2 separate regions of the Homo sapiens genome follow, and region 2 is linked to region 1. Evidence: read pairs that join two places in POLR2A ChIA-PET (ENCODE). Cell type or tissue: PC-9. All regions are shown on one strand. Each heading gives the region's core, and the rest is flanking DNA. Links, peaks and the distances in the headings are about the cores only.

What was found. Peaks named below come from ENCODE experiments on the same cell type or tissue, not always from the same donor. Only the 100,000 strongest peaks of a DNase experiment are listed, where the experiment ranks them.
Region 2: POLR2A ChIA-PET joins it to region 1 with 18 read pairs; 2 of 35 experiments call an interaction of 5 or more read pairs at or near these places.

What each region holds. Positions count from the first base shown.
Region 1 is chr14:24,045,501-24,055,877 of GRCh38, reverse strand. It overlaps CARMIL3 (capping protein regulator and myosin 1 linker 3), which reads right to left and starts at 3,869. Exons shown (of 40, transcript NM_138360.4): 1 at 3,685-3,869; 2 at 2,075-2,169; 3 at 1,740-1,790; 4 at 1,577-1,636; 5 at 1,367-1,482; 6 at 1,070-1,167; 7 at 742-812; 8 at 568-641; 9 at 260-335; 10 at 89-177. The coding sequence starts at 3,724. It also overlaps the pseudogene DHRS4L1. RefSeq lists an enhancer at 2,512-3,211 and silencers at 3,227-3,396, 3,417-3,506, 3,777-4,076. In PC-9, for the core only: no CTCF peak of the experiment used is centred there; no DNase peak of the experiment used is centred there; H3K4me3 peaks cover 1,169 bases; H3K27me3 peaks cover 2,538 bases.
Region 2 is chr14:23,965,432-23,976,871 of GRCh38, reverse strand. DHRS4 (dehydrogenase/reductase 4) reads right to left here. Exons shown (of 8, transcript NM_021004.4): 4 at 11,040-11,110; 5 at 10,889-10,940; 6 at 10,455-10,589; 7 at 9,606-9,661; 8 at 7,593-8,115. The coding sequence ends at 8,001. LOC124903290 (a long non-coding RNA gene) reads left to right here and starts at 9,801. Exons shown (of 2, transcript XR_007064084.1): 1 at 9,801-10,062; 2 at 10,167-11,440. It also overlaps a transcript of DHRS4L2 not described here. RefSeq lists a silencer at 6,808-6,857. In PC-9, for the core only: no CTCF peak of the experiment used is centred there; no DNase peak of the experiment used is centred there.

The sequences.
Region 1 (10,377 bases), core at 1-8,000:
TCCAGAGGCCTGCATCATGCTCTGAGGTTCTGGGACCCTAAAACTACATCAAGGGTGCACTACTGCCCAAGGAGGAGACTGGCCTCACGTCTTAAGCCCGGCGTTGTCCAGCACCAGCTCTTCGAGGCTCCCCGACTTGCTTAGGGTATGTAGCACCTGTTCTAGCACTTCAGAGCCCTGAGGACAGAGGGGGGTCTTGTGATCAGGGGCCAAGGGGGGCACTACTTCTCCCACCTCACCAGCCCCTCCCAGTTCCTACCAGCCGCAAGTCCTTGCAGTAGAGTTTGGTGAACCACTGGTTGTAGGCCAGGGCTGCTACCATTAGGGCCAAGTCTCTGTGGGGATATGGAAGGGGGCAGGAAAGTGGTGAGCAGGTGGTTGGGTCAGAAAAGAAGAGACCAAGGATAGGGTGGTTGGGCTGGGGAAGGCCTAAATGGGTAGATGGGGATGGGATGGAGTTGGGGAGATAGAGCTGGGGCTGTGGGACCAGAAGGGCACTCCTGGGAAGGGCTGGGGTTGGGCTGAATTTGGGAATTTGAGGGTGGAGTCTCTGCCCCATCTGCTTACCGGCTCTCCAAGTGGCTGAAATCCAAAAGATTGAACTCCCGGTTATCTTCAGCATGGTAGATGGTGTCCACATCCTTGGAGAGGTGGAACTGGCTCACACCTGCTCCCCACTTCCTTCTTAGCCCCTTCCCTCCAGGTCCCACCTGTTCCCTATGGGGTCCCTGCCCAACATACCCATTGAACCTCCTCACGGCAGTGTAGCCCATTGTAGTCACACAGAGCAGCGTAGGTCTCAGAGAAGCCACCTGTGGGGCAGGAGATAGGCTGATTCCATGAGGGTAAGGAGATGGGGAATAGGCTTGGGGTTCAAGAACAGTCAAGGTCACTTTATGTGCCAGTGCTCTTGGTTCTTGCTATGCCATGAACTTCCTGAGGTCTGGGAGCTGGGAGTCCTTCAGGCAGGCAAAGCCCGCCCGCCCAGGCAACACCCTGTGCACAAAGGGCTCTGATCATGGGGCAAGATGGTGGAGCGCCTACTTTCCTCACATCTGCCCCTGCTCACCGCAGACACTGTGGGTGGTAGATGTGGAAGTCTCAGAGTTGGGGGATGTATCTCGGGGCCCCTCTGGGGTGTCTGCGTTTCCACGCCGGATCAAACACCTGGAAAAGAAACAAGTCATTCCAGAGAGGGCTGGAAAGAGGCTCTCAGTTCTTCCCACGTTATAGCTCCTGCATCCCAGGAAAAACCAGGAGTGGGGACATGAGAGCTCTCCTTCTCAGCCCTGGCCCAGGGGAAGGAGGAAGGGATGAACTCTCCCTCTCATCTAATGCCTTAAGAGACCCCTTATTTGCCACTCACCCAGGGCCAGGGCAGACCTTGGACAGGGCAGAGCTCACATGTCGTGTCACCTGGTCCACACTTTCAGCTGATGGCAGTCGCATGCTCACCATGCCACGCTCCGTCTCCACCAGGATCTGGGGGAGACGAAGCGTCAGAGCCTCAGACTCCCTCCTCTCTGCTCCCTCCTCCAGCTGGCCCAGTAGTGGGGCCCAAAGCCCTGGTACTCACCTGATTCTGACTGAGCGTGTTGAAGGCACGGATCTCCAGGACATTGAAGGAGCTCTCCACCTAGGAGGGATGGAGATGCTCAGCTCCTGGTAAGGACCTGGGTTGCCAGGCTTGGGAGGTAGGGAGCATGCCAGGTGCTCTCCTGCTCCTCAGCCCAACTCACCTTGGCCGGGACTTTAAGGAGGAAGAGGTGGAGGCGCCAGGAGGTCAGGGCCTACAGAGAGAGGAAAAAATCGGCAGCTCATGGCAGCTGCTGGGCCTTGGTGGCCCTGCCCTCCTTAAGCCCTTCAGCTCTGCTCTTGGAGTGTCTCCCCAACCCGATGCCCTACCCTAGACTTCTGGACATCAACACAGTCCAGCCCTGCCTCCTCCCCCCAGGTTTTGTCTCCTCAGTGTCCACCCACTTCTGTCTCTTCTGTCCTCCCGGCTCCCTGCCCTCTACTGGCCAGCTGCCCTTGCCAGCCACCTCCTCCCTCCCCACATGCCCAGTGCCCTCACCAGCACTCGGTCCTCAAACTTCTTGGGCTTTGTCTCCAACTTCACATGATGTTGTTGGAGCACGGCCCCTTGGCTCAGGCACCTCCGGATGCTGTCTGAGGGGGGGTGGGAGCCTGCTCAGAGCTTCACCTTACCCTGGCCACCCCCACCTCCCAGAGCTCTCCAGATAGAGGCAGGGTCAGGGTCAAATGGGATAAGAGAGAAACAGAGAGACAAAGAAGGGAGGACAGGGACAGAGGGCATTCCTTCTTGGGTGACTTTTCACACTGTCTCTTTTTTGACTTTTCTCTTCCTATTAGAGAGGGAGTAGGGTGTGGAGAAAACTCCGGCTCCTGATGTCCCTGAGTCAGGGGACGGTTGCTGACTGTCTGTGGGAGGGTGTGTCTCACACTTCTGAGGGTGTGAAGAATTTTTCCAACCCATGCACTACAACAGCCATTGACACATACAAAGTGAGTCACTGTGTGGGGGTGTGGGGTGTCCCTTTGACTATATTCTAGGTGGTCCGGGTGTGAGTGTCTGCCTTTACTATGAGAGTGTGCATGCCTCCTGGAGATGTCAGGGAGCCTGAGTGTGGCATTGGTGGGGACAGGTAAGTGTGAATGAGTATGCTGTGGAAGGGGCACAGAGCCAGACACTTCCTCTGTGTGTGTTGGGCGGGGAGAAGAATTAATGTTTAAATGAGCCCCATACCCATCTGCTGGCAGAACCACCCAGATATAGTGTGTGTGTGTGTGTGTGCACGCGCGTGTGCTGGGGTGCCATCTCTGTGAAGATGTGTTTACACACGTCTAATGATTGTGCTGTGTGTGTGTGCAGGTGTGGGAGATTGCCACGGCGCAGCATGCCTCTGAGTATCCACGAGCATCCTGCGCTTTGCGTGGGCTAGCCTGTGCTCCCGTCTCTGGGGGTCAGGGTTGTGGCAGTGCTGGGTGGCCGGGCCTGGGTTTGGGCTAGGTCTGAGAACCATGCAAACGGGAGAAGCCTTGATGTGTGGGTGGTGGGTAGCGAGAAGGAAGCAGGCTGGGACGGGGCTGTGGGAGGCGAGCCTCAGAGACCCTCCTGCTCTTGGTTTTAGCTCCAATCCAGGGCCTCTTCCCTGACTCCTTTCTTTGCCCCACTGGCCTGGGCGCTGCCCAGCTCCTAAGGGGCTCTTCAGGGCCAGTTCCGGGGCGGGGCCGGGAGGAGGGAGGGTGTTAAGCCACGCAGCGGTCAGGACCAGGGGCAGCTCCCATCGCAGGGAGGGGCGGGCTTGGCCCCGCCCGGCGGGGAAGCGGGGACTCTCCGGATGGGAGACTGGACGCTTCGCCGAGGGTGGGCTAGGAACGCCGAGAGTCAGCCCCAGGGAGCGCCAGGGAACTGCACCTGTCACCGAAGGGCGGGACGGGCGGCTCCGGGACAGGAAGGTCCCGACCGGGTGAGGCGAGGCAGGCAGCGGAGGATGCTCCGGGGACAGCGATGCCCGGACTGGAATGCAGGGGCTGCCTTGGAGCCAGGATGCATGGGGTGAGGGGTGTGAGACACCGGGCTGGGATGCACCACGGGGAGGAACGCGCTGGGTCTGGGATGCTCCCGGACGGGGCGTCCCAGAGACCGAGGCAGCCTCGTACCTTGCAACTCGCGGGTGAGCTCCACGCTGGGCTTGGCCATGGCGGCCGCTGCTGCTGAGGCTGCTGCAGAGGAGCCGCCGCCGCCGCCGGGGAGCCGCGGCACATGCTAGACCCGGCTTCAGCAGGGCCCGGGCGCTGAGCGCTGCAGCAGCGGCCGAGCCCGCTCCGGTCAGGGGCGGCTGCTTGAGCGCTCCTCCCCCCGCCTCGGAGCGCCGGCTCCCCCGCCCAGCAGGGAGAGCTGCCGGACTGAGCATGCGCTCCGCGCTGCCGAGCCGCGTGAGACCCCGCGCGCGCTCGCGCCGACCCTTCTCGCTGGCTCCCGCGTGAGCTGGCCGGTGTGCGTCGCCCGGTGTCCGGGCCTTCGGGGCGGGGGGCAGCGTCCCCGCTTTCCATCTACTCAATCCTCGGGCCCGTGGGCAGAAGCCATTTCTTTTGTTTGTGGGCCCGGGCACCTTGCAGGGCCTTTCTCTATTCCCCACCGGCTCAGGACCCCTCCAGCTTGTCCTTGCTGACTCGGGACCTAGGGCCATGCTGGGAGAGGGCATGGCTGGATCTGGGAGGCGAGGGGCGGGGAGGTGTTAGAGAGTTCCTCCTTCCCCACCCTCGCCCGACTCGCCCTGCCTCGGGGATCCCCGTGGCGTCCTGGGAGTTCCTGTCCCACCTTCCTTCCAGTTGGCAGCTCTGCAGACACCTCCACCCCTGAACATCACGCTCAGGTCCTGGAGACAGGGAGGAGGGCTGGGGGATCCAGAGATCCAGCCTGGCCAGACTTCTGCTCTCTGCTCAGCTAAGCACCCCGCACTGAGAAAACGTCGATTCGATTCAAAGCCGCGCAATCATCTGCATTTTATTTGCACCTCATTTGCAAGTTGTTAATTTGCAACTCTGCTCCTTCCACTCCAGCTTCCTTCTCTCTCATCTCCCCTCAAATTCCCCAGTGGCCTGGGCAAAAAATATCTTGGTCTTTGCCAAGGTAGACTCAGCCTTGTCAGCAGGCCTGTCCTGTGTTCTCAGGGGAGGCCTTTACCCAAGGCCACAACAACAGCAGGAATCCCGAGTAAGACACCACCTTGACGGCAGGGAAGGCTGGATCTTTTCACAGGGCAGAACTGATTTGATGAGGTGAACAGTAAGGTGAGCAGAGGTGGGAAAGGCCAGTGGGTGAATGCAGGAACAGCACCAGGAGCTAGAGCCCAACTCTGGCCTGTGGGCTGTCTCCGGGTCCTCAGAGGCGGGACGGGGTTCCTCCACCCACCATCACTGTTTCCCCAGTGAGGTAGCTGGCATCTTCAGAGCACAGGAAAGACACGATGCCAAGAGAATCCTCTGGCTCGCCTAACCTGGGGAATAGGGGAAGCAAGGAAGGGAGTAAAAATCAAACAGGTCTGCCTCCCTCACCTGGGACACGGGGAATGAAATTTGCTTAATCAAGAATTATCAGATAACTTTTCAGGATCAGTGTACAAACTTTCCGCCTATCAAATAGGGTTACCATGAGGATATGCTGTTATAATTTAGTATAAGCATACTGTACTCTGCAAAAACCATTACCCATAATATTCAAATACTATAGAGACACTGTTTTTTAGAGAGCTCAGGACACCAAAATCCAAAGTTATACAGGTAAAATAGTAATTATTTCATACTTCAAAAAAATGGTTTCACATGTGCACACACTAAAGTATCAGGGAGTCTGTGTGACAGTAAATGGTGTGTTTAAAATGATTCCATTTGTACAGGTTCAACTTAGAGACAATTTTTTCAGGAATCTATACTTGTCCCTTAAAGTCAGGATCATTTGGTGAGAATGTGCTAATTCTTATTTTATCAGTGACTGCATAGTTAGGAGACACTTTAATCTGCCTGCCATAGAATGCTCTAGAGGTGGGCAGAGTAACTCAAACCTAGAAGGGCTGAATTAATGCTTCTCCATTCTAGCTGTACCTTGCAATCATTTGAGAGGCTTAAACAAAAAAAGAAAAGAAAAGACAAAGAAAAACAAAACCCTAGATGGTCAAGTCCTACCTTGGACCAATTAAAAAAGAATCTTTGGGAGTGGGTGGGGCCTGAGCACCTGCAGTTTAAAAAGCTCCCCAGGTGATTCTAATGTGCATCCAGTATTGAGCTACATGGGCTAGATCATTCACTGGAGCTCTAGGTTGACAATCCCCTGACTTATTAATGAGTTATGAACTAGGCCTGTAGCTCATGCCTGACATCAGAATGGCTTTGGGAAGATTTGGGATGTCTGGACCAGTACGGAATTAGGCATTGCTGGCATTTGTCCTTGAGGGACAAGATGGAGAAACTAGATAGTGCCCAGAAGCCAGAAGGTAGAGAGAGGCAGGGAACTTAGAGGAAAGGGAGCCCGACAAAGGTGCTTGAACAGTTCACCCAGCTCACTGGGGAAGAAAGTAACTCCTTAGGCAAGGGGAGTTTGGGGCTTAGTAAAACTCTTCATTCTTTTCATTTGGATTGTAGATCATCAACCTGAGTTTTGTAAACATGTGTCATTATTCAAGGGGACTAAAAAAGCATGGTTTTGGTTATAGTCCCTGGTCTCCATGGATGCTCAGAGGTGGAGGCAATCCCCCAGGTGGAGAGAGGACTCAGGGCTTCTCCGAGAGCTCTGCACTGCTGAAACCCCGATGTCTCTGTGTTTACCTTTGGAAAGGGAAGCTGACTTCTTGCTCAGGTCACTGTAGTGATAGTGTTTATGAATTCGTGGTCTGTGAGGCAGAGGAGAGCCTGCCTGTGTTATCTGTGGGACTGAGACAGCGGGCTGTGGGCTGCTAGGGACCAGACCTTCCCATCTTCATGTCTCTTAGTGCCCTTGCCCGTATGACAGTTTACCTTCTTATCCGCAGGGTTTCTTTCATGCTTTCCTCTTTTTCCTTGTCCATCCAGAGCTGCAGGAAGAAGGGAAATCTCTTTATGTTTAAGAAGAGGAAAGTGAGGAACAGAAAGGGAAGAAACTGCCCATCCTCATGGCAACTGAGAGGAGGGATGGGGAGAGAGACTTCCCTCTTTCACTTCCTATTTTTTTCTAGCTCCCAGCTCTCCCCACTGCCCTCATCTGTTTCATTTGTTTCAGGTTCTAGTGATGCATTTTGCTGTGTCTCTCCAATTCTCATCCATGTAAGGAGAGAGGAAACAGTGTGAGTAGAGTGTGAATATCTCAGTCTCCACTCTGCACCTCAGGAAAGGTGTGATAGGAGTGTGGCTTGTATAGGGCAGCTGGTACAGAGAGTGAATATGGAAAAGACCAGGGAAGGAGAATGGAGTGGTTGAGAGCTCAGGACTCAGGTACTGGGTTTCCCTGTCCAAGAAGATGGATGCCTTTCAAGGGGTCCCAGTGGGATGCAAAGCTCCCCTTCCTCACCATCCTGCTGAAGCTAGTCTTGATAAGTCCAGGTGCTAGGCAGTTCACCCTAATGTTCCTTGGGGCCAGCTCTATGGCCAAGGTCTTGTTGAGGCCCAGCAAGGCTGTTTTACTGACATTGTAAGGACTGAAGCCCTGGAGAAAGAAGAGAATGTGTTAGACTCATAGTTTCCAGGTCATTCTTGGTTCTAATAACTAGACATAGAGGGCAGTGCTCAATAGGGATCTCCTGTAAGGGAGGGGCAGAGTTAGGGAACTGTCTTGTGGCTAAATCTCCCCTAGGTTATGGTTTGTGGAGGCAAGGCATCTATTTTGTGGGCAGGGACTTGGTGGTGTGATTCTACAAGGGGACACAAACTTCCTTGGGTAATAGGAGGGGTGGAAAGATGTGGAGTGGAGGATGGGATGGAAAGGGCAATCAAAAGGGTTCTTACAGGAAGTGGCCTGAAGGCTGCTACAGAGGCCAGGAACCCCACTGAACCACCCCTGGAAAAAGAAGAGAGCTGACCGTCTTCCCAGTGTGGACCACTGCCCTCAGCCTGTGTGGGGTCCCATCTCACCCAGGCTCTCTCTCACTCTCTGTACCCTCGTTTCTCCATTTCTGGCACCACTGCCTTTATCATTAGGGCTAGGGCCTTCCCATTAATGTCCAGATTCTGAAGCCAAAAGAAGAAGGGGAAACAACATGAGTGTAGAGCACTGGAGGAGACATGGCAATGAGGAGTTAGAATGGGTTCCTAGGATGTTTGTCAAAGCTGACGAAGATCTTAGGATGATATACCTGTATCTTACACATGAAGCAACTGAGGTTCAGGGAGAAGTAGCTCTCACCAGCTGCTCAGCTAGATAATGATACATTAGGTTCAGGTGAGCAAAAATGGAGCCTGGTTCATCTAGTTTCATAACCAGCCAAGTATGATTTGGCCCAGAAGGAGCCTAAATCCTCAGGGCTCCTTCGGATTTGAGCTGTGTTTTCTCTGTTTTTTCAAAGTAGGGAAAGTCTGGAATTGTCAGCCTTCTGGACCTGCCCTAGAGTAGGCCATGCTTCTCAGGGAAAATGTGGCCTGACCTTGGATACCTGGGGTTGTTCTAGCACTTCTCTGGCTTCTGCATTTAGGGAATGAGATGCTATTGGTCCTCTAGGGTGGACTGTCTGGCTAGGCATGGTTAGAAAGTGGGAGCACGAGGAGGCACCTTCTGGGGAAGCTGGGGGATGGCTACAATCAGAATCCCCACATCCATAATCTAAAACAAATGTATGACCCTGTTTACATTGTTCTAGACAACTGCTTATATTAAAATATTTCAATCTTACAGAAAAATTGGAAATAGAAGTACAAGGAGAATCTAGAGATCCTTCACTTAGATTCACCAATTTTTCTCTACTAAAAATACAAAAATTAGCCAGACGTGGTGGCATGTTTCTGTAATCCCAGCTACTCAGGAGGATGGGACAGGAGAATAGCTTGAACCCGGGAGGTGGAGGTTGCAGTGAGCCAAGATCGCAACACTGCACTCCAGCCTGGGCAATAAAGCGAGACTCCATTTCAAAAAATAAATAAAAAAAATTAAAATAAATAAACTTAGTTGCAGATATTAGAATGCTCTATCCCTAAATACTTAGCATACATTCCCAAAGAGTAAGGATGTTCTTTTACACAACCATAATCCATTATCACACCCAAGAAGTTTGACATTGATGATAATTTTATCTAATATATTGGCCTCAATTGTCCCCGAAATGTGGTTTTTTTTTTTTAAAGTCCAGAGTTCAATCAAGGATCAGCTATTATGTTTGGATTTGATGTACTGTGATATTTAAAATAATATATAAACTAAAAGAAAAGTTACAGGCACACTTTATTTTATTACTCTTTGCAGATATTGCGTCTTTTACAAATTGAAGGTTCATGGCAACCCTGTGCTAATTGGAGCCATTTTTCCAATGGCATGTGCTCAGTTTGTCTCTGGGTCACATTTTGGTAATTCTTGGAATATTTCAGACTTTTCCATTATTATTACGTCTGTTACGGTGATCTGTGATCTTTTGTGTTTTTATTATAATTGTTTTGGGGTACCACAAACCACACCCAGAAAAGAAGGTCAACTTAATGGAAAAATGTTGTGTGTTCTGACTGCTCCGCCCTTCTCCCATCTCTCTCCCTCTCTGTTGGCCTCCATATTCCCTGAGACACATTTACATTGAAATTAGGCCAATTATTAACCCTACAATGGCCTCTAGGTGTTCAAGTGAAAGGAAGAGTAACACATCTTACACTTTAAATCAAAAGCTGGAAATAATTGAGCTTAGTGAGGAAGGCATATTGAAAGCTGAGGCAGGCTGAAAGCTAGGCCGTGTGCACCAGTAGCCAAATCATGAGTGCAAAGGAAAAATCTCTGAAGGATATTAAAAGTGCTACTTCTGTGAACACATAAATGATAAGAAAGCAAAACAGCTTTATTGTTAATATGGCTTCAAAACTTCAAAGGACAGGCTTATTCTCTTGTTAGGGGCTAATGCAGCCAGTGACTTTAAGTTGAAGCCAATGCTCATTTACCATTCTGAAAATTCTAGGGCTCTCAAGATTTATGCTAAATCTACTCTGCCTGTGCTCTATAAATGGAACAACAAAGCCTGGATAACAGCACATCTGTTTATAGCATGGTTAACTGAATATTTTAAGCTCACCGTTGATAGCTACTGCTCAGAAAAAGATTCCTTTCAAACTGTTACTGCTCATTGACAATGCACCTGGTCACTCAAAAGCTCTGATGGAGATGTACAAGGAGATTAATGTTGTTTTCATGCCTGCTAACACAACATCCATTCTGCAGCCCATGGATCAGGGGGTAATTCTGACTTGCAAGACTTGTTATTTAAGAAATACATTTTGTAAGGCTGTAGCTGCCATAGATAATGATTCCTCTGATTTATCTGGGCAAAGTCAACTGAAAACCTTCTAAAAAGGATCCACCATTCTAGATGCCATTAAGAATATTTGTGATTCATGGGAGGAGGTCAAAATATCTACATTAACAGGAGTCTGGAAGAAGTTGATTCCAACCCTCATGGATGACGTGGAAGGGTTCAACACTGCATCAGAGGAAGGAACTGCAGATGTGGTGGAAATAGCAAGAGAACTAGAAGTGGAGCTGGAAGATGGGACTGAATTGCTGCAATCTCACGACAAAATGTAGATGGCTGAGGAGCTGGTTCTTACGGATAAGCAAATAAAGTGGTTTCTTGGGATGGAATCTATTTCCGGTGAAGATGCCATGAACATTGTTGAAATCACAACACGGGATTCAGA
Region 2 (11,440 bases), core at 2,709-10,708, 82 kb after region 1:
CAGCGTTTGGTTTTCTGTCCTTGTGATATTTTGCTGAAAGTGATGATTTCCAGCTTCATCCATGTCCCTGCAAAGGACACGAACTCATCCTTTTTTATGGCTGCATAGTATTCCATGGTATACATGTGCCACATTTCCTTTATCCAGTCTATCATTGATGGGCATTTGGGTTGGTTCCAAGTTTTTGCTATTGTGAACAGTGCTGCAATAAACATATGTGTGTATGTGTCTTTATAGTAGAATGATTTATGATCCTTTGGGTAGATATCCAGTAATGGGGTTGCTGGATCAATTGGTATTTCTGGTTCTAGATCCTTGAGGAATGGCCACAGTGTCTTCCACAATGGTTGAACTAATTTACACTCCCACCAACAGTCTAAAAGCCTTCCTATTTCTCCACATCCTCTCCAGCTTCTATTGTTTCCTGACTTTTTAATGTTGCCATTCTAAGTGTTGTGAGATGGTATCTCATTGTGGTTTTGCTTTGCATTTCTCTGATGACCAGTGATGATGAGCATTTATTCATATGTCTGTTGGCTGTGTAAATGTCTTCTTTTGAGAAGTTTCTGTTCATACTTTTTACCCACTTTTTGATGGGGTTATTTTTTTTCTTGTAAATTTATTTAAGTTCTTTGTAGATTCTGAATATTAGACCTTTGTCAGATGGATAGATTGCAAGAATTTTCTCCTATTCTGTAGGTTGCCTTTTCACTCTGATGATAGTTTCTTTTGCTGTGCAGAAGCTCTTTAGTTTAGGTAGATCCCATTAGTCTATTTTGGCTTTTGTTGCCATTACTTTTGGTGTTTTTATCATGAAGTCTTTGCCCATGCCTATGTCCTGAATGGTACTGTCTAGGTTTTCTTCTAGGGTTTTTATGGTTTTAGGTCTTACATTTAAGGCTTTAATCCATCTTGAGTTAATTTTAGTATAAGGTGTAAGGAACGCATGCAGTTTCAGCTTTCTACATATGGCTAGCTAGTTTTCCCAGCACCATTTATTAAATAGGGAATCCTTTCCCCATTGCTTGTTTCTGTCAGGTTTGTCAAAGAGCAGATGGTTGAAGATGTGTGGTGTTATTTCTGAGGCTTCTGTTCTGTTCCATTATTTCTGAGGCCTCTGTTCTGTTCCATTGGTCTAGATATGTTTTGGTACCGGTACCATGCTGTTTTGGTTACTGTAGCCTTGCAGTATAGTTTGAAGTCAGGTAGTGTGACGCCTCCAGCTTTGTTCTTTTTGCTTATGATTTCCTTGGCTATACTGGCTCTTTTTTGGTTCCATATGAAATTTAAAGTAGTTTTTTCCAATTCTGTGAGGAAAGTCAGTGGTAGCTTGATGGGGATAGCATTGAGTCTATAATTTACTTTGGGCAATATGGCCATTTTCATGATATTGAGTCTTCCTATCGATGAGCATGCAATATTCTTCCATTTGTTTGTGTCCTCACTTATTTCCTTGAGCAGTGGTTTGTAGTTTTCCTTGAAGAGGTCCTTCACATCCCTTGTAAGTTGGATTTCTAGGTATTTTATTCTCTTTGTAGCAATTGTGAATGGGACTTCACTCATGATTTGGCTCTCTGTCTATTATTTGCATATAGGAATGCTTGTGATTTTTGCACATTGATTTTGTATCCTGAGACTTTGCTGAAGTTGCTTATCAGCTTAAGGAGATTTTGGGCTGAGATCATGGGGTTTCTAAATATACGGTGAAATCATCTGCAAACAGAGACAATTTGACTTCCTCTTTTCCTAATTGAATACCCTTTATTTCTTCCTCTTGCCTGATTGCCCTGGCCAGAACTTCCAATACTATGTTGAATAAGAGTGGTGAGAGAATGCATCCTTATGCTGGATTCGGTTTGCCAGTATTTTATTGAGGATTTTTGCATTGATGTTCATCAGGGATACTGGCCTAAAATTTTCTTTGTTTTGTTGTGTCTCTGCCAAGCTTTGATATCCGGATGATTCTGGCATTATAAAATGAGTTAGGGAGGATTCTTTCTTTTTCTATTGATCGGTATAGTTTCAGAAGGAATAGTACCAGCTCCTCTTTGTACCTCTGGTAGAATTCGGCTATGAATCCATCTGGTCCTGGACTTTTTTGGTTTGGTAGGCTATTAATTATTGCCTCAATTTCAGAAGCTGTTATTGGTCTATTCAGCAATTCAACTTCGTCCTGATTTAGTCTGCAGAAGGTGTATGTGTCCAAGAATTTATCCAATTCTTCTAGGTTTTCTAGTTTATTTGCATAGAGGTGTTTATAGTATTCTCTGATGGTAGTGTGTATTTCTGTGGGATCACTGGTGATATCCCCTTTATGATTTTTTATTGTGTCTATTTGACTCTTCTCTCTTTTCTTCCTTATTAGTCTTGCTAGCAGTCCATTTTGTTGATCTTTTCAAAAATCCAGCTCCTGGATTCATTGATCCTTTGAAGGTTTTTTTTTTAATGTCTCTATCACCTTCAGTTCTGCTCTGATCATCATTATTTGTTGTCTTCTGCTAGCTTTTGAATTTGTTTGCTCTTGCTTCTCTAGTTCTTTTAATTTTGAGGTTAGGGTGTTGATTTTAGATCTTTCCTGCTTTCTCTTGTGGGTATTCAGTGCTGTAAATATCCCTCTACACACTGTTTTAAATGTGTCCCAGAGATTCTGCTACACTGTGTCTTTGTTCTCATTGGTTTCAAAGACCATGTTTATTTCTGCCTTCAGTTTGTTATTTACCTAGTAGTCATTCAGGAGCAGGTTGTTCAGTTTCCATGTAGTTGTGCAGTTTTGAGTGAGTTTTTCAGTCCTGAGTTCTAATTTGATTGCACTGTGGTCTGGGAGACAGTTTGTTGTGATTGCTGTTCTTTGGCATTTGCTGAGGAGTGTTTTACTTCCAATTATGTGGTCAATTTTAGAATAAGTGTGATGTGGTGCTGAGAAGAATGTATATTGTGTTGACTTGGGGTGGAGAGTTCTGTAGATGTGTATTAGGCCTACTTGGTCTAGAGCTGAGTTCAAGTCCTGGACATCCTTATTAATTTTGTCATGTTTTCTGTCTAATATTAACAGTGGGGTGTTACTGTCTCCCATTACTATTGTATGGGAGTCTAAGCCTCTTTGTAGGTCTCTAAGAACTTGCTTTATGAATCTGGGTTCTCCTGTATTGGGTGCATATATATTTAGGATAGTTAGCTCTTCTTGTTGAACTGATCCCCTTACCATTATGTGATGGCCTTCTTTGTCTCCTTTCATCTTTGTTGGTTTAATGTCTGTTTTATCAGAGACCAGGATTGCAATCCCTGCTTTTTTTTGCTTTCCATTTGTTTTGTAGATCTTCCTCCATCCCTTTGAGAGGTGGCAGTGTGCTGGCAGCCCTCGCTCACTCTTGGCACCTCCTCAGCCTCAGCACCCACTCTGGCCACGCTTGAGGAGCCCTTCAGCCCGCCGCTGCACTGTGGGAGCCCCTTTCTGGGCTGGCTGAGACTGGAGCTGGCTTCCTCAGATTGCAGGGAGGTGTGGAGGGAGAGGCATGGGCGGGAACTGGGGCTGTGCGCAGCACTTGCAGGCCAGCACGAGTTCTGGGTGGGTGTGGCCTTGGCGGCACAATGCACTGCAGAAAGCCACAGGGACCTCTGCCCTTGAAAGCAGGGTATTGTCCAAGGTTTCTCCCCATGTGATAGTCTGAAATATGGCCTCATGGGATGAGAAAGACCTGACTGTCCCCCAGCCTGACACCCATAAAGGGTCTGTGCTCTGGTGGATTAGTAAAAGAGGAAAGCCTCTTGCAGTCGAGATAGAGGAAGGCCACTGTCTCCTGCCTGCCCATGGGAACTAAATGTCTCGGTATAAATCCCGATTGTACATTTGTTCAATTCTGAAATGAGAGAAAAACTGCCCTATGGTGGGAGGCGAGACATGTTTGCAGCAATGCTGCCTTGTTATTCTTTACTCCACCGACATGTTTGGGTGGAGAGAAACATAAATCTGGCTTACGTGCACGTCCAGTCATAGTACCTTCCCTTGAACTGAATTATGATGTAGATTCTATTGCTCACGTTTGTTGCTGACCTTCTCCTTATTATCACCCTGCCCTCCTACTACATTCCTTTTTACTGAAATAATGACGATAATAATCAATAAAAACTGAGGGAATTCAGAGACCGGTGCCGGTGCAGGTCCTTGGTATGCTGAGCGCCGGTCCCCTGGACTCACTGTTGTTTCTCTATACTTTGTCTCTGTGTCTTATTTCTCTTTCTCAGTCTCTTGTCCCACCTGACTAGAAATACCCACAGGTGTGGAGGGGCAAGCCACCCCTTCAAGCAGTAGCAACCCGCTTGGGTCCCCTTCCACACTGTGGAAGCTTTGTTCTTTCACTCTTTGCAATAAATCTTGCTGCTGCTCACTCTTTGGGTCCACACTGCCTTTATGAGCTGTAACACTCACCGTGAAGGTCTGCAGCTTCACTCCTGAGGCCAGTGAGGCCACGAACCCACCAGGAGGAATGAACAACTCCAGACAGGAGGAACGAACAACTCCAGACATGCTGCCTTAAGAGCTGTAACACTCACTGCGAAGGTCCGCAGCTTCACTCCTGAAGCCAGCAAGACCACGAACCCACCAGAAGGAAGAAACTCTGAACATGTCTGAACATCAGAAGGAACAAACTCCAGACACGCTGCCTTTAAGAACTGTAACACTCACCGCGAGGGTCCGCAGCTTCATTCTTGAAGTCAGTGAGACCAAGAACCCACCAATTCCAGACATACCTTCATTTTGGGCCTATGTGTGTCTTTGCATGTGAGATGGGTCTCCTGAATACAGCACACCATATGGGTCTTGATTCTTTATCCAATTTGCCAGTCTGTGTCTTTTAATTGGGGCATTTATCCCATTTACATTGAAGGTTAGTATTGTTATATGTGAATTTGATCCTGTCATGACGTTAGCTGGTTATTTTGCCCATTAATTGATGCAGTTTCTTCATAGCATCAATGGTCTTTACAATTTCGTATGTTTTTGCAGTGGCTGGTACCCGTTGTTCCTTTCCATGTTTAGTGCTTCCTTCAGGAGCTCTTATTGTAAGGCAGGCCTGGTGGTGACAAAATCTCTCAGCATCTCCTTGTCTGCAAAGGATTTTATTTCTCATTCACATACGAAGCTTAGTTTGGCTGGATATGAAATTCTAGTTTCAAAAATCTTTTCTTTCAGAATGTTGAATATTGGTCCCAACTCTTTTCTGGTTTGTATGGTTTCTGCTGAGAGATCTGCTGTTAGTCTGATGGGCTTCCCTTTGTTGGTCACCCAACCTTTCTCTCTGGCTGCCCTTAACCTTGCTGAGTCTGACAATTATGTGTCTTGGGGTTGCTCTTCTCAAGGAGTATCTTTGTGATGTTCTCTGTATTTCCTGAATTTGAATGTTTCTTTTTTATTTTTTTGTCTCTAATCTTGTCTTCTCACTTTATTTCATTAATTTTATCTTCAATCACTGATATCCTTTCTTCCACTTGATTGAATCAGCTATTGAAGCTTGTGTATCCTTCATGAAGTTCTTGTACTGTGGTTATCAGCTCCATCAGGTCATTTAAGCTCTTCTCTACATTCTTCATTCTAGTTAGCCATTCGTTTAACCTTTTTTTGAAGGTTTTTAGCTTCCTTGTAATGGGTTAGAACATGTTCCTTTAGCTGGGAGTAGTTTGTTATTACTGACCTTCTGAAGCTTAACTTCTGTCAAGTTATCAAACTTATTCTCCATCCAGTTTTGTTCCCTTGCTGGTGAGGACTTGTATTCCTTTGGAAGAGAAGAGACGTTCTGGTTTCTGGAAGTTTCAGCATTTCTGCTCTGGTTTCTCTCCATCTTTGTGGTTTTATCTACCTTTGGTCTTTGATGTTGGTGACCTATGGATGGGGTTTTAGTGTGGATGTCCTTTGCTATTCTGATGTTGATGCTGTCCTTTGCTGATGTTGATGCTATTCCTTTCTGTTTGTTAGTTTTCCTTCTAACAGGCCCCTCAGCTGCAGGTCTTTGGGGGTTTGCTGGAAGTCCATTCCAGACCTTATTTTCTTGGGTATCAGTAGAGGAGGCTGCAGAACAGCAAATATTGCTGCCTGATCCTTCTTCTGGAAGCTTTGTTCCACAGGGGCACCCACCTGTATGAGGTGTCTCTCCGCCCCTACTGGTCGGTGTTTTTCAGTCAAGCTACATGGGGGTCAGGGACCCACTCGGGGAGGCAGTCTGTCCGTTATCGGAGCACGAACTCCGTGCTGGGAGAACCACTGCTGTCTTTAGAGATGTCAGGCAAGGACACTGAAGTCTGCAGAAGCTGTCCGCTGCCTTTTGTTCAGATATGCCCTGGCCCCTGAGGTGGAATCTGGAGAGGCAGTAGGCCTTGCTGAGCTGCGGTGGGTTCCGCCCAGTTAGAGCTTCCCTGCAGCTTTGTTTACACTGTGATCATAGAACGCCTACTGAAGCCTTAGCAATGGAGGACTTCCCTCCCCCACGGCCCCGTTAACTGATGCAGTTTCGGCCCCCCGCCCCCCACCGCCCTCTCCACCCTACCTGTCAAGCTCCAGCTCCAGCGGAGGATGCTCCAGGGACAGCGATGTCAGGACTGAGATGCAGGGGCTGCCTTAGAGTCTGGATGCTTGGGGTAGCGGGGTGTGAGGCACCGGGCCGGGGTGCAGGGCCGGAAGGAACGTGCTGGATCTGGGATGCTACCAGACGGGGCGTCCCAAAGACCGAGGCAGTCCCGTACCTTACAACTCTCAGATGAGCTCCACGGTGGGCTTGGCCACCCTGACCCCTACTGCCGAGGCTGCTGCAGAGGAGCCGCCGCCACCCACACCGCTGTGGAGCAGCCGCACATGCTAGACTCCGCTTCAGTAAAGCCCGGGCGGTGAGGGCTGCCGCAGAGGCGAGCCCGCTCCAGACAGTGGCGGTTGCGTGAGCGCCCCTCCCCCCACCGGGCCTTGGAGCGCGGGCTCCCACGCCGGCCCGGAGAGCTGCCCGACTGAGCATGCGCGTCGCGCTGCCGAGCCTCCTGAGAGCCCGCGGGCTGGCGCCGACCTTTCTTGCCGGCTCCGGCGTGAGAGGCCCGTCGGCGTGAGAGGCTCAGCGTGTGTCGCCCAGTGTCAGTGCCTTTGGGGCGGGGGACAGCGTCCCCACTTTCCTTCTACTGAATCCTCGGGCCCGTGGGCAGAACCCATTGCTTTTGTTTGTGGGCCTGGGTACCTTGCAGGGCCTTTCTCTATTCCCCACCGGCTCAGGACCCATCCAGCTTGTACTTGCTGACTCGGGAGGGAACTCGGGTCGTAGGGCCATGCGGGGAGAGGACCTGGCCTGATCTGGGAGGCAAGGGGCGGGGAGGTGTTAGAGAGTTCATCCTTCCCCACTCTCTCCGGGCTCGCGCTGCCTCGGGGATTCCCGTGGCGTCCTGGGAGTTCCCGTGCCACCTTCCTTCCAGCTGGCAGCTCTGCAGACACCTCCACCCGTGAACATCACGCTCAAGTTCTGGAGACAGGGAGGAGGGCTGGGGGATCCAGAGATCCAGCCTGAATAGACTTCTGCTCTCTGCTCAGCTAAGCACCCAACACTGAGAAATGAACAGGTCAATTGGATTCAAAGCCGCGCAATCATCTGCATTTTATTTGCACCTCATTTGCAAGTTGTTAATTTGCAACTCTGCTCCTTCCACTCCAGGTTCCTTCTCTCCCATCACCCCTCAGATTCCCCAGTGGCCCGGGAAAAAATATCTTGGTCTTTGCCAAGGTAGACTCAGCCTTGTCAGCAGGCCTGTCCTGTGTTCTCAGGGGAGGCCTTTACCCAAGGCCACAACAACAGCAGAAATCCCGAGTAAGACGCCACCTTGACGGCAGGGAAGGCTGGATCTTTTCACAGGGCAGAACTGATTTGATGAGGTGAACAGTAAGGTGAGCAGAGGTGGGAAAGGCCAGTGGGTGAATGCGGGAACAGCACCAGGAGCTAGAGCCCAACTCTGGCCTGTGGGCTGTCTCCCGGTCCTCAGAGGCGGGACGGGGTTCCTCCACCCACCACCACTGTTTCCCCAGTGATGTAGCTGGCATCTTCAGAGCACAGGAAAGACACGATGCCAGCACAATCCTCTGGCTCGCCTAACCTGGGGAATAAGGGAAGCAAGGAAGGAGGTAAAAATCAAACAGTTCTGCCTCCCTCACCTGGGACACAGGGAGTTAAATTTGCTTAATCAAGAATTATCAGATGGCTTTTTCAGGGTCAGTGTACAAGCTTTCTGCCTATCAAATAGGGTTACCACGAGGATATGCTGTTATAATTTAGTATAAGCATACTGTACTCTGCAAAACTATTACCCATAATATTCAAATACTATAGAAACACACCGGTTTTTAGAGAGCTCAGGACACCAAAATCCAAAGTTATATAGATAAAATGGTGAGCAATTATTTCATACTTCAAAAAAATGGTTTCACATGTGCACACACTAAAGTATCAGGGAGTCTGTGTGACAGTAAATGGTGTGTTTAAAATGATTCCATTTGTACAGGTTCAGCTTAGAACTTTTTCAGGAATCTATACTTGTGCCTTAAAGTCAGGTTCATTTAGTGAGAATGTGCTAATTCTTATTTTATCAGTGACTGCATAGTTAGGAGACACTTTAATCTCCCTGCCATAGAATGCTCTAGAGGTGGGCAGAGTGAGTAACTCAAACCTAGAAGGGCTGAATTAATGCTTCTCCATTCTACTTGTATCTTGCAATCATTTGAGAGGCTTAAACCAAAAAAGAAAAGAAAAGAAAAGACAAAGAAAAACAAAAGCCCAGATGGTCAAGTCCTACCTTGGACCAATTAAAAAGAATCTCTGGGAGTGGGTGGGGCCTGAGCACCTGCAGTTTAAAAAGCTCCCCAGGTGATTCTAATGTGAATCCAGTATTGAGCTACATGGGCTAGATCATTCATTGGTGCTCTAGGTTGACAATCCCCTCACTTATTAATGAGTTATGAACCAGGCCTGCAGCTCATGTCTCACATCAGAATGGCTTTGGGAAGATTTGGGATGTCTGGACGAGTACAGAGTTAGGCATTACTGGCATTTGTCCTTGAAGCCAGAAGGTAGAGAGAGGCAGGGAACTTAGAGGAAAGGGAGCCCGACAAAGGTGCTTGAACAGTTCACCCAGCTCACTGGGGAAGAAAGTAACTCCTTAGGCAAGGGGAGTTTGGGGCTTAGTAAAACTCTTCATTCTTTTCATTTGGATTGTAGATCATCAACCTGAGTTTTGTAAACATGTGTCATTATTCAAGGGGACTAACAAAGCATGGTTTTGGTTATGGTCCCTGGTCTCCATGGATGCTCAGAGGTGGAGGCAATCCCCCAGGTGGAGAGAGGACTCAGGGCTTCTCCCAGAGCTCTGCACTGCTGAAACCCCGATGTCTCTGTGTTTACCTTTTGAAAGGGAAGCTGACTTCTTGCTCAGGTCACTGTAGTGATAGTGTTTATGAATTCGTGGTCTGTGAGGCAGAAGAGAGCCTGCCTGTGTTATCTGTGGGACTGAGACAGCGGGCTGTGGGCTGCTAGGGACCAGACCTTCCCATCTTCATGTCTCTTAGTGCCCTTGCCCTCATGACAGTTTACCTTCTTATCCGCAGGGTTTCTTTCATGCTTTCCTCTTTTTCCTTGTCCATCCAGAGCTGCAGGAAGAAGGGAAATCTCTTTATGTTTTTTTTTTCTTTTTCTTTTTCTTTTTAGAGACGGAGTCTTGCTCTTTTGCCCAGGCCGGACTGTAGTGGCGCTATCTTGGCTCACTGCAAACTCCGCCTCCCGGGTTATGCCATTCTCCTGCCTCAGCCTCCCGAGTAGCTGGGATTACAGGCGCTCGCCACTGCGCCCGGCTAATTTTTTGTATTTTTAGTAGAGACGGGGTTTCACCGTGTTAGCCAAGATGGTCTCGACCTCCTGACCTCGTGATCTGCCCGCCTCGGCCTCCCAATGTGCTGGGATTACAGGCATGAGCCACCCCACCCAGAAATCTCTTTATGTTTAAGAAGAGGAAAGTGAAGAACGGAAAGGGAAGAAACTGCCCATCCTCATGGTAACTGAGAGGAGGGATGGGGAGAGAGACTTCCCTCTTTCACTTCCTATTTTTTTCTAGCTCCCAGCTCTCCCCACTGCCCTCATCTGTTTCATTTGTTTCAGGTTCTAGTGATGCATTTTGCTGCGTCTCTCCAATTCTCATCCATGTAAGGAGGGAGGAAACAGTGTGAGTACAGTCTGAATACCTCAGTCTCCAGCCTATACCTCAGAAAAGGTGTGATAAGAGTGTGGCTTGTATAGGGCAGGTGGTACAGAGAGGGAATATGGGAAAGTCCAGGGAAGGAGAATGGAGTGGCTGAGAGCTCAGGACTCAGGTAGTGGGCTTCCCTGTCCAAGAAGATGGATGCCTTTCAAGGGGTCCCAGTCAAATGCAAAGCTCCCCTTCCTCACCATCCTGCTGAAGCTAGTCTTGATAAGTCCAGGTGCTAGGCAGTTCACCCTAATGTTCCTTGGGGCCAGCTCTATGGCCAGGGTCTTGGTCAGGCCCAGCAAGGCTGTTTTACTGACATTGTAAGGACTGAAGCCCTGGAGAAAGAAGAGAATGTGTTAGACTCATAGTTTCCAGGTCATTCTTGGTTCTAATAACTAGACATAGAGGGCAGTGCTCAATAGGGATCTCCTGTAAGGGAGGGGCAGAGTTAGGGAACTGTCTTGTGGCTAAACCTCCCCTAGGTTGTGGTTTGTGGAGGCAAGGCATCTATTTTGTGGGCAGGGACTTGGTGGTGTGATTCTACAAGGGGACACAAACTTCCTTGGGTAATAGGAGGGGTGGAAAGATGTGGAGTGGAGGGTGGGATGGAAGAGGTAGACAAAAGGGTTCTTACAGGAGATGGACTGAAGGCTGCTATGGAAGACACGATCACCACTGAGCCGCCTCTGGAAAAAGAAGAGAGCTGACCATCTTCCCATTGTGGACCAGTGCCCTCAGCCCGTGTGGTGTCCCCTCTCACCCAGGCTCTCTCTCACTCTCTGTACCCTCGTTTCTCCATTTCTGGCACCACTGCCTTTGTCATCAGGGCTGGGGCCTTCACATTAATGTCCAGAGTCTGAAGCCAAGAGAAGAAGGGGAAACAGCATGAGTGAAGAGCACTGGAGGAGGCATGAAAAAATGAGGAGTTAGAGTGGGTTCCTAGGATGTTTGTCAGAGCTGACGAAGATCTTAGGATGATATACCTGCATCTTACACATGAAGGAACTGAGGTTCAGGGAGAAGTAGCTCTCACCAGCTGCTCAGCTAGATATTGATACATTAGGTTCAGGTGAGCAAAAATGGAGCCTGGTTCATCTTGTTTCATAATCAGCCAAGTATGATTTGGGCCAGAAGGGGCCTTTGGATTTGAGCTGTGTTTTCTCTGTTTCTTCCAAGTAGGTAGAGC